Regions from separate parts of the Homo sapiens genome. Here region 2 is linked to region 1. The links are chromatin loops, found by intact Hi-C in ENCODE. Cell type or tissue: dorsolateral prefrontal cortex. All regions are shown on one strand. Region 1 holds the start of UQCC2 (ubiquinol-cytochrome c reductase complex assembly factor 2). Region 2 holds the start of ZBTB9 (zinc finger and BTB domain containing 9).

Region 1 (5,000 bases):
ATCAGCAGTACAGTCACAATGATGCCACTGGGCGTGCTCCTGCTCCTTTAGGTGGGCTGGCTTGGCTCTGTTTCGGGCTAAGCTGAAAAAAAAAAAACCCATGTTCCTTCTGTAACAAGTCTTGGCCAAGTTTCACAAGTCATTTCTTCAGACTGTGTGTATATGCATCTCATTATCTCATTTCATTTCTGGTCTCTTGCCCGAGCCCCAGGCTCAAATATAGCACTGCCTACTTGACATTGCCACTTGGAAATCAGTGTACTTGGCATCTCAGGTTTAACCTGCTTAACACCGAACTCGAGATATTCTTCCTACACTTCACCTATTCCTACCTCAGTAAATGGCACCATCTTAGACCTAGATGCCCAGGCCAAAAAATATCTAGGTGCTATCTTTGGTTCCTCTCTTTTCCTTTATCCCACATCCCATATATCAGCAAGTCCTGCTGACTCAACCTGCGCATAACCTGAATCCAACCACTTCCATCTTCTGTGCTGCCGTCCTCATCCAACCCCCCACCATCTGTCGCTTATAGTACCATAATCGGCTTCTCTCCAGCCTCTTTTTTTGTTATTGCCCCCTATAGCCCACTCACCACATACAACCAGAATAGTCTTTTAAAAAGTAAATTAGGGCACATCAGTCCCCTCACTAAACATCCCCAGTGACTTCTCACTGGCCTTATAATGAGGTCTAAAGCTAATCAGAACAGATAATATCCTACTGTGCCTGGCTCCGGACCTTCACCTTAGCAAACTCCACCTTACTTACTACCCTGCAGCCATTCTGGCTTTCTTTCTGTCCTCAAACATGTCAATCTGCCTCCTGCCTCTGGACATGTGCAGTGTCTGGAATGTCCTTCCCGCCAAGTGTACATGGCTGGCTCATCCTCTTGCCTTAGGTCTCACCTATGTGTCATCTCCTCAGAAAGGCCCCACTAATAACATTACCCTTTTATCACGCTACCCTATTTTCTATCGATCACAGTACTTATCTGTCTTACGTACACTTACCTGCTTATTGTGTCCTGAACTACAATGTAAAACTTCATGCGGGCAGGACTTCACCTGTTTAACACTGCTGTTTCCCTAGCACCGTTCCAGGCATATGGTAGGTGCTCAATAAATACGAGCTATATGAATGAATGAATCCCAGAGCTGCAGCGCCAACCTGGAGGAAAGCAAGAACATAGGCCTACTACTCACACACAGCTGCGTGAGCTGAGGACCCAAACCTGCTGCACAGGCTTACAGGGGCTCAGGAAGAACGCAAACGCTTAGCGGGGACCTGCAGAGTTAACTGGGGATTAGCTCAGTCAATACACAACACTGCGAAATAATGAGGTAATGCTACCGTGACAAGGAAGCAAAAAGCTGAGGCTGTCACCAGCTGCCACTGGTGGTGTGGGTCTCAACTCTCTCTGCACCTTGAATCACCTGGAGAGCTTTTAAAACTCTGAGGTCAAGACCCCACCCCTAGAGATTCTGCATTTGAAGTTTTTGTTTGTTTTTTGATTTGTAGAGACGGAGTCCCACTATGTTGCCCAGGAGGTCATCCTGGGCTCAAGCGATCCTCCCGCCTCGGCCTCTCAAAGAGTGCTGGAATTATAGGTGTGAACCGCCGCACCCGGCCCATCTGGAGTTTAAAAAAAGCTTCTTCGGCAATTCCAAGGTGCAGCCGGGGGAGAGCGCTGAATACAACGGGCGTCGCTATCAGTAGCTCCCTGGGGGAAAAAGGGGGTCCGCGCTCACGTGCTGCCTGGAAAGAGGGCGCGCGCATGCGCAGATCCCCCTGCTAGCGCGCTCGTTGGCCCCGCCCCTGCCTCGTCCTTTCCTCCCCTCGTCCCAGCCGCCTCCCCGCCGGTCACCTGGGTATTCTCTCCCTCCCGAAAGGCCTGTGCTACCCGCTGTCGCAGGTAAGCGCCCAAGTCCCGGCCCCGTTTGGTCTCGTCCACTGGCCATTCCTCACAGAGCTTAAGAAAACGCCGGTACCGGCTGGCCGCCATCTTGGGCCCCGCGTGTTCCCGCCTTAGCGGGAGGAGTCGGCGCCGACGAATGGCGCTTGCGCACTAAGCCTCGCCGCCTGCCTTAGGAGTGGAGCGGGAGGCCGGAGTGGGCATGCGCGACTTTGTAGGCGCACCGCTACTCTCCGTGTAGGGGCGCTGCTCGCCTTTCTCTGCAAGCCGAGCTAATTCAGTCTTCGTCCTCCTGGAACCGGCCCAGCTCCCAGGGGCAAGGCGGACGTGGAGTACCCCAGAGACAGCTTTGCGTCTCTTTTTCAATGACTGCACAAGCTTGAGACTAAAAAACCCTCCCCCGAGGCCTCCGCTGTTTTGCATAAACCAATATATTTGCATGTAAATACAGGTTACTGGATGAAAATATGTTTGAACGTTGTTCGTGGGTGCCCCCGTACCTGTCACTATCCCTTGGTACTCGGCCTCAATTCCTTCTTTAGTGCTTCCTAGTTCTTGTTCTTCTCTGCCCAGTCCCTGTTAGTATCCCTTCTGTTCCCCCCTTCCTACCCCTCATAAGCCAGACATTTTTCTCTGGGAGGCGCAGGTTTTCTAGCATGAGCAATGCCAACTGTGTTGATTCAGACTAGAAAAACTTTTTTTTTCTTTACAATTTATTATTTTGTATTGTGGTAAAATACACATAACAAAATTTACTATCTTAACCATTTTTTTTAGACAAGGTCTTGCTATGTGGCCCATGCTGGTCTCAAACTCCTGGGCTCAAGTGATCCTCCCACCTTGGCCTCCCAAAGTGCTGGGATTACAGGTGTGAGCCACCACACCTGGCCTTAACCTTTTATTTATTTATTTATTTATTTTGAGATGGAGTCTTGCTCTGTGGCTCTGTCGCCCAGGCTGGTGTTCAGTGAATGGCGCAACCTCCGCCTCCCGGGTTCAAGTGATTCTCCTGCCTCAGCCTCCCAAGTAGCTGGGACTACAGGCGCCCGCCATCATGCCTGGCTATGTTTTGTATTTTTAGTAGGGACAGGGTTTTACCATGTTGGCCAGGCTGATCTCGAACTCCTGACCTCAGGCGATCCACCTGCCTCGGCCTCCCAAAATGCTGGGATTACAGGCGTGAGCCACGGTGCCCAGCCAGCCATTTTTAAGTGTACAGTTCATGGGTATGAAATAGCACTGAATAATGTTGTGCAGCCATCGCACCATCTCCGTAACTCTTGTAAAACTGAAACTCCATACTCATTAAACAATAAATCCCCATTTCCCCCTCTCCCCCCAGCCCCTGGCAACGACCATTCTATTTTGTCTGTATGATTTTGACTACTCTAGGTACCTCATGTAAGTGGAATCCTGCAGTATTTTTGCAACTGGCTTATTTTGCTTAGCATAATATTTTCACTTCAAGGTTCATTCATTTTGTAGCATATGTCAGAATTTCCTTCCTTTTTAAGGCTGAGTAATATTCCGTTGCATGTATATACCACATTTTGTTTACACATCCATTGATAGACACTTAGGTTGCCTCCATGTTTTAGCTCTTGTGAATAATGCTGCTATGAACATGGATGTACAGACATCTCAAGACCTTGCTTTCAATTCTTTTGGTATATACCCAGAAGCGGAATTGCTGGATCATATGGTAATTCTATTTTAAGTTTTTTGAGGAACTGCCATACTGTCTTCCACAGCAGCTGCACCATTTTGCACTCCCACCACCGGTGCACAAGGGTTCCAATTTCTCCACATCCTTACCAACATTTGTTATTTTCTGGTTTTTTGATAGTAACCATCATAATGGGTGAGGGCTGTATCTCAATGTAGCTTTGACTTGCATTTGTCTAATGATTAGTGATATTGAGTATCTTTTTATGTGCTTATCAGCCATTTGTATATCTTCAGAGAAATATCTATTCAAGTCCTTTACCTGTTTTTAATCGGGTTTTTTTTTTGTTGTTGTTGTTATTGAGTTTTAGGAGTTCTCTGTATATTCCAGATATTACTCCCTTCACAGCTATGTGATTTCAGAATATTTTCTCCCATTAAAATGTGTTTGTTTTATCAAGTCTTCTCTTATATGTCTCTAGCTACATCACCATGTGGACTAATTTTTGTTCTCAAAAGACTGTCCCACCATCTGCATTTTTCATAAGAAAGCCTCAGCCCCCCGTATATCTCCACTATCCTGTATTTAGCCAAGACCATCCAATGTGTACAAAACTTTGCTTCCTCCAAACCTTTTCCTTCTTGCCTTACCTACATTTTAAAGGTGAATCTAGGAGAGTCCTGCCTTCAAGAAGTTGATGGCCAAGTCTGGGAATGTGTACATAACCAGGACACAAAGTTACAGATGACGAGAGCTTTAACTGAAGTGTTAGACAATGCTAGAGAGTTTGGAGAAACAGATGTCTGCTGTTCAGGGGAGAGTGGGAGAAGATCAAGGATGGCTCCAAGAACAGCCAGAGGCAGGCCTGGGGTGGCAATGGGAAAGAGAGGGAGGAGTTTAATTTGAGGAAAGATCAATGGGTGATTTTAACTGGAATGGCTTTAACTGTTCCGAAGATGTTAGGAGTCAAGACCATTAAAGGAAAACCTCTGGGGACCAGAATGTGTGATGCCCGCTGAGGTAAGGAGAGTTCAGGGGGAGTGGAAAATGAGGCGCCCAAGGGCACCTTCTCCAGAAAGCTCCCCTGATTAACCCCACCAGGTTCCCAGCCCAGCAGTCCCTCCTTGCTCCATCCTCACCTCATAGCCATGTAGTTTTGATGACACCCCTAAGGCACAAAGGGCAAGGATTGTATCTATTTACTTACCAAGGTCCAGGCACCTAGGGCTGTGCTGGGTGCCCCGAGGCGCTGTCATAGCCGTGGCTTTGAAGAGCACCTGACTGGTCCACATCTGTCCCAGGAGGCAGAGCCAAGGTCCCTCTGTCTTAGGCAACCAAAAAGTAACATTAGGTGGCAGCAAATGGTTTTCATGCTGCTTGAGGTACAAGGACAATGAGAGGTTGAGAAGAATGCTGGGC
Region 2 (5,000 bases), 260 kb before region 1:
AGCGGGATTGCCTCCCCGAATGCCTCCCTGGGAGGCACACTGATTGCCCACCCCCACCACTGCACCATTTCCAGGAGGGAGAGTGGGGACCCTCAGCCGCCCCCTTTTCCTTCCCATTGGGGTGCTGCCCTCTCTTTGACCCCCAGGGACCCTTGCCCCAGGACACCGCCTACCCCGTACAGACCCCTTCACTCCGGGGTGCTATCCCCATCCTCTGCCTCATCGTTCCCCTGAGCACTGGGGGACAGACCCTCACCCCCACCCTGGGGGTGTGGCACCTCCAAACTTTCAACTTCAGGGTGATTTTTTTAGCAGTAACCAGAGCTGACAATCTAACTCCCCTCCACCGCCCCATTTTGGCCTCCCCTGCCCCCCTTGTTATGGGGAGGGGACCCCGGGTGAGGGGGCCCTATTACCCCTTGATTTCTCAGGAGCGTCTGGGGGGGCTCAGCACGCACAAACTCCTTCTCCTTCTACCACTCTTAAATTTACTCCCTCCCCACCCAGAACCCAGATGGGGTGGAGGGGGCCACCGGGGCAGGGAGGGGGCGGCAAGGGGGGAATGGGAGTTGTCTCCCCTTCTCCCCACACCTGATCTGCTCTCGGCTGGTCCCAGAGCGGGGTGAGGGGGCTTATGCCCCCCCCTCCCCCAGTGTGTTGGGTGGGGTGGAATTGAGGTTAGGGTGAGGGGTCAGGGTTTAGGAGGGTGTGTATGTTGGGAGGACAGGCTAGTTGATCTGTCCTACTCTGACACACAGTCCCCTCTGCCCCTTCCTTCTCTCTTCTTGGTCTCTACTCCCAGGGGGAGGGGGGAACTTACTCTAGGAAAAGCCATGTCTCTCTCCCCCAGGGTGGGGGGACCTGTGTTGGAGGAGGGGTGTTGGGGGGCCCCCTTCCATGACTCTGTCCCCTGGGGGAGGTAGGACAGGGCTGGGCTTCCCTCTCATCCTCCCCCTCCCAATCTCCTTCCACCTCCCTCCCTCCCGCCAGCTCCACGATTTTTCGGTGTTTCTCTGTACATAGTTTTCTGGCGGGATAGGGGAGGTAGGATGGATGGGGTTTGGGGTGGGTAGGCCATGGGAGGGGAGAAGCCCCTCCTTGGCACCCCCTCTTCCCTGACTGCTGTCCCCTACCCAGCCTTGCCCCCTTCATCCTTTTGCGTTTGGTATTGAGACTCTCCTAGACTCTACTCCTCTTTCTTTTGTATGGACAGTTCCCCTTCAGTCCCATCCCCCTACACATACACCCAGCCGGGGCCAAATTTATACTTATATAAAAGTTGTAAATATGTGAAATTTTATCCCTGTGCCCTTTCCCCACCTCAGGCCCTACCCCTGGACCCTCCCCAACCTTCCTTCTCTCTTCTTTGGCTGTTGTAATTATCTGGGGTTTGTACTGTACATATCCGGGGTGTGTGTGTGTGGGCTGGGGGCAACCCTTCTGTACAGAGCTTCCTGGCCCCCTCCCCCCCCGCCCCTCTGCTTCCCTCCCCACCCACCACCTCAAGGGTAGGGAGTTGCTCTTCCTACCTGTTTTATTTTGTTTTCTCGTTCTCCCTCCCCACCCCACTCCCAGCCTTATCTATCCCCCCTCACTGTCCCCTTTTCTCCACTCCCAGCCCCATTTCCTTTTTTTCTGGAGTGTGTGGTGAAACAGAAAAAAACATGTTTAATAAACGGAGATTGTTCTTTTATCGCTGTGCCGACTTTCTTAGGCAGGGCTCTCCAGACCTGTACGGTGGTAAGATCTGCTTTCTGAAAGGAAGCTGACAGCCTGAGAGGAAAACCGTATATCCCCACCTGATGCCACACTCTCCTCATAGAATGTCACTCTCCCCTCCCAATGAGATTTTTTATATTTTAGAGCAGGAGTTTTGCACCGGCCAAACTTCTCCAATCTAACTCTCCCCTCACCACTGTGTCACTTAGTCCGAGGCCAGGAACAGCGGCGTTATCTGATAAAAGAGTTCATGTATATATCCACATTTATCTCTTTTAAAAATTACCTAGAAATAAGGTTTCTTTAATTGCTGGTTAAAATGCTCCCGTGCAGAAAACAGGAAAGAACCTGCCTGGTTCCTTAGCAAATCTGAGTTCCAGTCCCAGGTCCACTACTATTAGCTGAGTGACGCTTCCAGCCCGTTTCCCCCGCCTGGAAACTGAGGACGGCAACCCCCACCCTCGCAGGGCCGGTGGGAAGACACAAAGTGATGTGGGCAAGTGCCAGGCCCACATGGTAAGTACCCAACTAATCTCGCCCCTCTCAGGACCTACCGGGGGCGGGTGCTACACTTAATCACCGGGAAACGCAGCTTTCCGGGGCGGCTGACGGCCCACCCCCTCCGACCGGGCTGTTCTCTCCCGGGCCCTGCCTCTCGGTCCTCTGCAGCGGGGAGGACTTCAGCAGCTCCCCGGGACGCCCGTTGCGAGGACACCCTGGGCCTGTGCCCTCCTACTAGCACCGCCCTCCTCGTCTGCAGTAGCCAATCAACACGAGGCTTGTAGGCTGCCGTTCCTCGATTGGCTACGGCTCTAGCTCCGCCCGCCGCACTTGGCGACGGTGTCCGGCGGGGAGGCGGCGGCTTCCGGTCTGGGACGGAGCTGTAGCGGCACTGTAACTGCGAGGGCAGCGCCGCGTGTGTAACGGCGGGGGCGTGTCGGCGGGAAGGACAATCGGGCCGGGACTCGCGGTGTCCGGGTGACCGCGGCTTCCCGGGAGCAGACCTCTGTGGGCACTGTGAGGCGGAACGGAGCGGCGGGGCAGGAGCTGTTCTGGGCAGGTGAAGGCAGGCTGGTGGCTGAAGGACCTCCTTCTTATCTTCCACAGGGGCTGGAAGTTAAAACCCCTGTTGGTGTTTAGTGGTGGTGGTTGTTGTTGTTGTTTGTTTTTGCTTTCTTGGTGTGCGGGACTGATTTGCAGAAACCGCCACTGACTTAAAAGTTTCCAGTTATTGCTCGTGGGGAGGGGGTTGTTTGAGAAGATGTGGCTCCCTTTATCCAGGGCTTCTGTGACCTCCATCTTTTTCCTCTGCAGCCTTCATCCCGCGTGGAGTCTACCCCCAAGCCCTTCTCCTCTTCCCAATTCTTGTCACCTTCGAGGAGGCCATGGAAACCCCAACACCTTTGCCGCCTGTACCCGCCTCCCCGACCTGCAACCCAGCCCCACGGACAATCCAGATCGAGTTCCCACAGCATAGCTCGTCTCTGCTGGAATCTCTGAACCGCCACAGGCTAGAGGGAAAGTTCTGTGATGTGTCCCTCCTGGTGCAGGGCCGGGAACTTAGGGCTCATAAAGCAGTGTTAGCTGCTGCCTCTCCTTACTTCCATGACAAGCTGCTTCTGGGGGATGCGCCTCGTCTCACTCTACCGAGTGTCATTGAAGCCGATGCCTTCGAGGGGCTGCTCCAGCTCATTTATTCAGGGCGTCTCCGCCTGCCACTGGATGCTCTTCCTGCTCATCTCCTTGTGGCCAGTGGCCTTCAAATGTGGCAGGTAGTAGATCAGTGCTCAGAAATTCTTAGAGAATTAGAAACTTCAGGTGGTGGAATTTCAGCCCGTGGAGGAAACTCCTACCATGCCCTTCTTTCCACTACATCCTCTACAGGAGGCTGGTGCATTCGCTCTTCGCCTTTCCAGACCCCAGTACAGTCCTCTGCTTCTACTGAAAGCCCTGCTTCCACTGAGAGCCCTGTGGGAGGGGAGGGAAGTGAACTGGGAGAAGTGCTGCAAATTCAGGTGGAAGAAGAAGAGGAGGAGGAGGAAGATGATGATGATGAGGACCAGGGGTCAGCCACACTCTCTCAGACTCCTCAGCCCCAGAGAGTATCAGGGGTTTTTCCCCGTCCTCATGGACCCCACCCACTGCCCATGACTGCTACTCCCCGAAAGCTTCCAGAGGGTGAGAGTGCACCACTTGAGCTTCCTGCCCCTCCTGCACTGCCCCCCAAAATCTTCTACATTAAGCAGGAACCCTTCGAGCCTAAGGAGGAGATATCAGGAAGCGGAACTCAGCCTGGAGGAGCAAAGGAGGAAACCAAAGTGTTTTCTGGAGGGGACACTGAAGGGAATGGGGAGCTAGGGTTCTTGTTGCCTTCAGGGCCAGGGCCAACATCTGGGGGAGGGGGTCCATCCTGGAAACCAGTGGATCTTCATGGGAATGAAATCCTGTCAGGGGGTGGAGGACCTGGGGGAGCAGGCCAGGCCGTGCATGGGCCTGTGAAGCTAGGGGGGACACCCCCTGCAGATGGAAAACGCTTTGGTTGCCTGTGTGGGAAGCGGTTTGCAGTGAAGCCAAAGCGTGACCGGCACATCATGCTGACCTTCAGCCTTCGGCCTTTTGGCTGTGGCATCTGCAACAAGCGCTTCAAGCTGAAGCACCATCTGACAGAGCACATGAAGACCCATGCTGGAGCCCTGCATGCCTGTCCCCACTGTGGCCGTCGGTTCCGAGTCCATGCCTGTTTTCTCCGCCACCGGGACCTATGCAAGGGCCAGGGCTGGGCCACTGCCCACTGGACTTACAAGTGACTGCTGAGGCTATACACTAGCTTCTAGAACAAGATAACCACTGCTGCTGATGGATACTTTTCCCTCACTGCCATGGCACACCAGTCATGGATCTTGTAATCATGCCAAGAGAATAGATACATTATGGACCTCTTGTTCTTAGATATGGGCCTCTCAGCCTGGCAGATGTGGAAACTCAAATTTCTCGTCCCACTCCAGGTTTTGGCTAGCCAACCCTGCAGGAAAGTGGTTTATAGGCCATTCATACTTAAGTTGATCACTTGCCCATGGTGGACATTTTTGTGGTGGTGATGTCCATTAAGGAAACCAGATTTTCAATTATTTAGTGAGAGAAGAGTTAGAGCAAAAGACAGTGGTAAATGTTTTATTCCGTCTCCATGAGGAATTGAAGGAGTTGGTCTCCACCTAGAGATACATTTGATTTACAGCTTAAGTAATTCAGAGGCTAAGCTCTAAGCTTTTTTCTCTCATTGC

Evidence for each region. Hi-C counts contacts between places; a loop is a spot of excess contacts. Peaks named below come from ENCODE experiments on the same cell type or tissue, not always from the same donor. Only the 100,000 strongest peaks of a DNase experiment are listed, where the experiment ranks them.
Region 2: a loop joins it to region 1, with 2.4 times the contacts of the local background. A loop is called at or near these places in 5 of 110 quality-filtered maps.

Annotation. Positions count from the first base shown.
Region 1 is chr6:33,709,682-33,714,681 of GRCh38, forward strand. It overlaps UQCC2 (ubiquinol-cytochrome c reductase complex assembly factor 2), which reads right to left and starts at 2,019. Exons shown (of 4, transcript NM_032340.4): 1 at 1,868-2,019. The coding sequence starts at 2,005. It overlaps LOC124901304 (a long non-coding RNA gene), which reads right to left and starts at 1,768. Exons shown (of 3, transcript XR_007059548.1): 1 at 1,627-1,768; 2 at 1,014-1,170; 3 at 1-82. RefSeq lists enhancers at 615-1,512, 1,539-1,588 and a silencer at 4,731-5,000. In dorsolateral prefrontal cortex, CTCF peaks have their summits at 2,128 and 2,333; DNase peaks (open chromatin) are centred at 149 and 2,120; H3K4me3 peaks cover 2,327 bases; H3K27ac peaks cover 1,737 bases.
Region 2 is chr6:33,451,997-33,456,996 of GRCh38, forward strand. It overlaps SYNGAP1 (synaptic Ras GTPase activating protein 1), which reads left to right. Exons shown (of 19, transcript NM_006772.3): 19 at 1-1,693. ZBTB9 (zinc finger and BTB domain containing 9) reads left to right here and starts at 2,580. Exons shown (of 2, transcript NM_152735.4): 1 at 2,580-2,779; 2 at 3,034-5,000. The coding sequence starts at 3,105. The coding sequence ends at 4,526. SYNGAP1-AS1 (SYNGAP1 antisense RNA 1) reads right to left here and starts at 2,409. Exons shown (of 3, transcript NR_174954.1): 1 at 2,274-2,409. In dorsolateral prefrontal cortex, CTCF peaks have their summits at 2,553 and 2,752; a DNase peak (open chromatin) is centred at 2,505; H3K4me3 peaks cover 2,877 bases; H3K27ac peaks cover 1,200 bases.